Regions from separate parts of the Homo sapiens genome. Here region 2 is linked to region 1. A link is an interaction called in ENCODE POLR2A ChIA-PET data of the cell type or tissue named here. Cell type or tissue: Panc1. All regions are shown on one strand. Links, peaks and the distances in the headings refer to the core of each region. The heading gives the core; the rest is flanking DNA.

Region 1 (2,929 bases), core at 278-2,777:
CTCCCTGCCCCTCACCTGTTCATTTCATGCTGATACTTGAACACTTAGCTCCAGGGTCATTTCTCTGGGAAGCATTCCTCCTGCCTCCCTGCACCTCCTTAAGGGCTCTCCCAGTACCCTGTGCCCATGGCTGTAATTAAGATAAACTCATCACATTATATTTATTTGCTTATGTCTATTTCTGTCACTACATTGTGAGCTCCTTTTATCGGGGACTCCACTTCTTTCATTTTTAATCCACAGCACCTAGCCGCGTATGCTTGACAGTGAGTTATTTGACTATCACTGAATGATTTATGAATGGGTGAAATAATGAATGAATAAATACTCGCCAATATTTCTGTCATATCTATGGTTCTTTTCCTGCATTCTCTATGGTCAAGTAAAAATTCCCTTTAATTCACCAGATGTGGCCAGCCCAAGAGATATTAATTATATCCCCTTTTTCAGGTTATCAAATGCAAGACAGATTCTTCCTGTCCTCTAACTTCCACATTATGCATTTTAAGCCTCCCACACTTGGTCCAAAGGCCAATCTTAGCTCTCTCCCAGTCAGTGACATTGTCATATTGTAAATTTGGCAGCAGCAGAGATACCTGATTGATTTCTGTCACTTATTATTCATTCAGAAATTCATTTAACTGAGTTTGCTGAGGTGTCATCGCGAAGCTAGTATGGACTGAGTCAGAGGAAGTGCTTTTTAAAATTCTACTTAATGCTCCCTTAGGGCTTCTCTATGCTGCCAGAGTAGAATAATATATTTTAAACAAGAAAGAAAAACAGCTCATTACTGTTTACTTATATTCCTATTTCTTCTTTTATTTAGGAGCCCTGTGTCTTGCTTGCATCAAAGACATGCATATTCAGACAATTTTGAAAATGAGACATTAAGTAGTCCTGTATAAAATAACACAAGCAGAAAACAAGACTGGTTCTAAAAGTCATTTCCGTTCTCCTTCTTCTGTATCCACACATCACCTGAATAATACAGATGTGCACACTTGCTGTTCCATCTGCTGCAGGACCTGCACACACAGCAACTCATCCTGCAGAGGTTGTCGGGCCATGCTGATCCAGGCACATGCTTCTGCGCACTTTCCTTTTGTCATTACAGATGACAGTTAGAAATATACCTTCTGGCCATGGGATTAGATAGACAGTAAAAAATAAATAGTAATGATGACAATTAATTTACTCTTTTAGGTCATTTGTATTTTTCAGCAGCCTTTCCCATTTATTCTCACAGTTTCTTTTATTCTGACAGTTGAGGTACATTTGTGGAAGTATCATTTTGGATTTACTGATAAAGAAGCTATGAAATTAAAAAATTCAAACTTGAAATAATTCAAACTTAAAGCTGTTGGAACTTTACATTTTTAACACTTTTTAAATTATAATTTAAAGAAAAAATTGACCATGTTCACTTTTTTTTTTTTTTTTTGGAGACAAGGTCTCAATCTTTTGCCCAGGCTGGAGTGCAGTGGCATGATCTAGGCTCACTGCAACCTAGATCCTCCCACCTCAGCCTCTTGAGTAGCTGGGACTACAGGTGCACACCACCACACCCGGCTAATTTTTGTATTTTTTGTAGAGACCAGATTTTTCTTTTCTTTTTTTTTTTTTTGAGACAGAGTCTGGCTCTGTCGCTAGGCTGGAGTGTAGTGGCACGATTTCAGCTCACTGCAATCTCCGCCTCCTGAGTTCAAGCGAGTAGCTGGGATTACAGGCACGTGCCACCACACCCAGATAATTTTTGTATTTTTAGTAGATACAGGGTTTCACCATGTTGCCCAGGCTGGTCTCAAACTCTCGAGCTCAAGTGATCCTCCCACCTTGGCCTCCCAAAGTACTGAGATTACAAGCATTTGCCACTGCACCTGGTGGGAGCTTTAAATTTTCCTGAGCCTTGAGAGGAAGGTGGCTATGCCATCTAAGTCATGTGGCTTGCAGCTGCAACTTCTGCCTTTTTCTTTTCTTTTTTCTCTAAATAATTAAGACCAAACAGTGCTGGAGCTAACACACTGACTCAGATCACTACCCCTCTTCAGGGAGTTATAGAGTAATCTGCCTTGGAATGTAGCAATTTTAACCAATTAAATTTCTGTGGCATATGCACTGATCTTGTATGGAAAATGTTGTAATCCTGCTAAGATTTCTATTTAAGTGGAACCTTAACTTCTCCACTTTGGAATGCTGACCCCATTTGTTTGGAGTTGGTGTCTTGGGTGGCTGTCCTCAGGCTTTGCACTCAAATAAACTGTACTTAATTATATTTTCTGAAATTCATTATTTAAGGCTGACAAAGCTGTGGCAGGAAATATGAAATCTCCCAAGGTTACTTAGCAGGTCACCCGTGGACTGGAAGTAGAACAGCTTTTTCTAGTTCTCATTTAGTTACTGGATAAGAAGGAGCCAAGATGGAAGGAGCCAGATGGCAAATTGTTCAGTAGAGTTTGCAGAACCTTTGTGCCATGTGTTAGCAGGTGTACCAGGTGCACCCACATCGTCAGGAAGGGTCAAAGCAGAGGTCTGGAGTCAGACTGTCCAGGTTTGAATTTTAGGTCTTCCACTTGCTTAATTGGGCACAATGAACACATTACTTAAACTTTCTGAAATTTAGTTTCCTCCTTTGTAGATGGAGAAAATTATAATAACTATTTCATGTGGTTGTTTGAGGCTTAGATGCATTAATACATAAACAGCTCAAAATTATGTCTTAAAGTGATAAGAATTACTCAATAAATGTTAACTCCTATTGTTATTCCACTCCAAATTCCTCTGTGAAGACCTGTGTCATTACAGCAATGAATCTATGTTGCTCTCTTTCTTCCGTGAACCACGGTCATAAAGAACTTTTTTAAATGACACAACTTAGCCACCAGAATATACTTGCTAATATTCTAATAATCATTAAAGCTATATTTGTTTC
Region 2 (2,929 bases), core at 241-2,740, 430 kb after region 1:
TTGGTATTCAGTGACTCCACTGAAGTTCTTTCTTAATTACACTTTTATCCAGTGATTTTCTTGCATTTTCTTTGCAAACATAGAAAAAAATGATATAATTAACACCATTATGCTTGCCAGCAAACTTTAGCAAGTCTTAACTTTTTTCCGTATTTGCCTCTAATGCTTTTTTTAAATAAAACCATAGATGAAACGTTATTGACATATTTGAAAAGTCTGCATACCCCTCCCTAACAGTAGTCCCTTCTCCTTTTTTCTCAGAGATGTCTATGAGCCCAAAGTTACTTTCTAGGCTCATAGCCCTCCCTTTTATGGGTTTATACATATTACTTACATGTTAGTAAAAACTATCTGATTATTATGTTTTAAAATATTATGAAATTATATTATTGCATATATATTATTTGCAGTTTTTCTCAATAAAATACTGTAATATTTATTCATGTTGATATAGTGGTTCTCTTTTAGTGATTTTCATAGTTGTATTGCATTTGATTGTGTGAATATGCAACAATGTGTTTATCCATTTTTCTTCTGATAGGCCTTTGCTATTGACAGTGCTTCCATTCCCACATGTGTGGCCTTATGCAAATGTGCAAGAGTTTCTTTAAGACGTATGTGGGTATGCTCACCTTCCACATTATTAAATATTGCCAACTTGCTCTCTGCAGTCTTTGTACCAATGCAAGCACCCTCCAGATAGCTATCTGAGCAAGCTCTCCTTCCATATCAAACCCTGCATGAGGTACAATAAGACTTTTATTTGTCAATCTGAAGGGTGTGGAGTGATCTCTTATTTTGTTTTAATATGCTTTTACAACAGGCTTTTTTTGTTAAGGGCCAGGTTTGTTCTTTGAGTTTCTTTGGGTTTGTTGTTGTGTGTTTTTCAACCAACCATTCAAGAATGTAAAAACACGTTCCTTGCTCTCTGGCTCTGCCAAAACAACTTGTGGGTTAGATTTGGCCTGCAGGCCATAGTTTGCACACCCCTTTCTTTGTGAAAACCAGTGAAGTTGAGCATTTTTTCAGAGGATTATTGACCATTTTCCTCTTTTTAATTGAAACACAAATTTTGCCCATTTTTGTATTGGGTGATATGTCTTTTCTTATGGATTTGTGGGAGGTCTTTGCAAATTCTGAATATGAGTCTTTTCTCAGTTATATGTATTGTCAATATCTCTTCCATCCTTTGGCTTGGTTTTTCAATTACAGCACAATCTTCACTAGAAGTCATTTCTTGGGGTTTCTAAGTAGAATTTTGACCCTCTACAAATAATATATCCTCTCCTTTTACATACACAGTCATTCCTCTTATTTTTATTTCAAGCCTCATTACATTGGCCACAATGTTCACAGCAATTTAAAATAGTGATGATTATCTATGGTTACCATGTTTTATTTTTGATATTTTAAAATATATGTTGATCATGTGAGTTAATATGGTTGTTTCTGAGTAAGAACAGAATCAGGCTTTTTGTGCCTTCCATTACAGTAGTCCTCAATCCTTTCAAGCCATGGACTCTCTCTCTGTAGCAAAAGACATTTTTGCATTTTCTGCTAAGCCAATGGGCATTTGCCATTATGTAAATAAAATCCGTGTGCTTTATACTGGATGGTTAGCTCATCTTCAAGCTCAGTGGTGACGAGTCACTAGTAGAAAATGCAGTTTGTAAAGAAACACATTCTTGTAGGTCATGAGTGAATGAGTGAATGCATTAACACGTGAAATGAATAACAAGAAGACCTCAAACAGAGAACAGAGCACAGGCATACCTGGGAGATATTGCAGGCTCAGTTCCAGGACACAGCAATAAACTGAATCACAGAGATTTGGTTTCCCAGTGCATATAAAAGTTATGTTTAAGCTATAGTGTAGTCTGTTAAGTGTGCAAAAGCATTATGTCTAAAAACAACTCACATGATATAACTAAAAATACTTATTGCTGAACAATACTAACAATTATCTCAGCCTTCAGCCAGTCATAACCTTTTTGCTGGTGGAGAGTATTGCCTCAATGTTGATGGATAGTGACAGATCAAAATGGTAGTTACTAAAAGTTGAAGTGGCTGCGGCAAATTATTAAAATAAAGCAACAATGAAGTTTGGTACATTCATTGACTCTTCCTTTCAGGAAAAAACTTTCTGTAGCAGGTGATGCTGTTTGATAGCATTTCACTTACAGTGGAACTTCATTCAAAATTGAAGTCAATCCTCTCACACCCTGCTGCTGCTGCTTTAATAACCAAGTTAATTTAATATTCTAAATCCTTTATTGTCATTTTAACAATGTTCACAATGTCTTCTCTAGAAGTAGATTCCATATCAGGAGACCACTTTCTTTTGCTCATCCATAAGAAGCAACTCTTCGTCTGTTCAAGTTTGAGTTGAGATTGCAGCAATTCAATCTCCTCTTCAGGCTCTAGTTCTTCTAACTCTAGTTCTCTTGGTATTTCTACCATACCTATAGTCACTTTTTCCATTAAAATCTTGGACTCCTTAAAGTCGTTCATGAAGATTGGAATCAAATTTTTCCAAACTCCTGTTAATCTATGTATTTTTACCTCTTCCCATGAATTATGAATGTTCTTGATGGCATGTAGAATGGTGAATTCTTTCCAGAAGATTTTCAACTTACATTACCAGAGCCATCAGAGAAATCACTATCTATGGCAGCTATAGCCTTACAAAAATGTATTTCTTAAATAATAAGACTTGAAAGTCAAAATTACCCCTTGATCCATTGGCTGCAGATAGATGTTGTGTTAGCAGGCACGAAAACATTAATCTCCTTGTATATTTCCATCAGAACTCTTGCATGACTAGGTGCTTTGTTAGTGAACAGTAATATTTTGAAAGGAATCTTTTTTTGTTCTGAGCAGTAGGTCTCACAATAGGCTTAAATATTGAGTAAGCCATGCTATAAATACA

What was found. Peaks named below come from ENCODE experiments on the same cell type or tissue, not always from the same donor. Only the 100,000 strongest peaks of a DNase experiment are listed, where the experiment ranks them.
Region 2: POLR2A ChIA-PET joins it to region 1 with 11 read pairs; 2 of 35 experiments call an interaction of 5 or more read pairs at or near these places.

Annotation. Positions count from the first base shown.
Region 1 is chr1:222,249,722-222,252,650 of GRCh38, reverse strand. No RefSeq gene overlaps it. Among named protein-coding and RNA genes, the nearest start is that of LINC01705, 190 kb to the right of the region's middle. In Panc1, for the core only: no CTCF peak of the experiment used is centred there; no DNase peak of the experiment used is centred there.
Region 2 is chr1:221,815,837-221,818,765 of GRCh38, reverse strand. No RefSeq gene overlaps it. Among named protein-coding and RNA genes, the nearest start is that of LINC01655, 23 kb to the left of the region's middle. In Panc1, for the core only: no CTCF peak of the experiment used is centred there; a DNase peak (open chromatin) is centred at 1,699.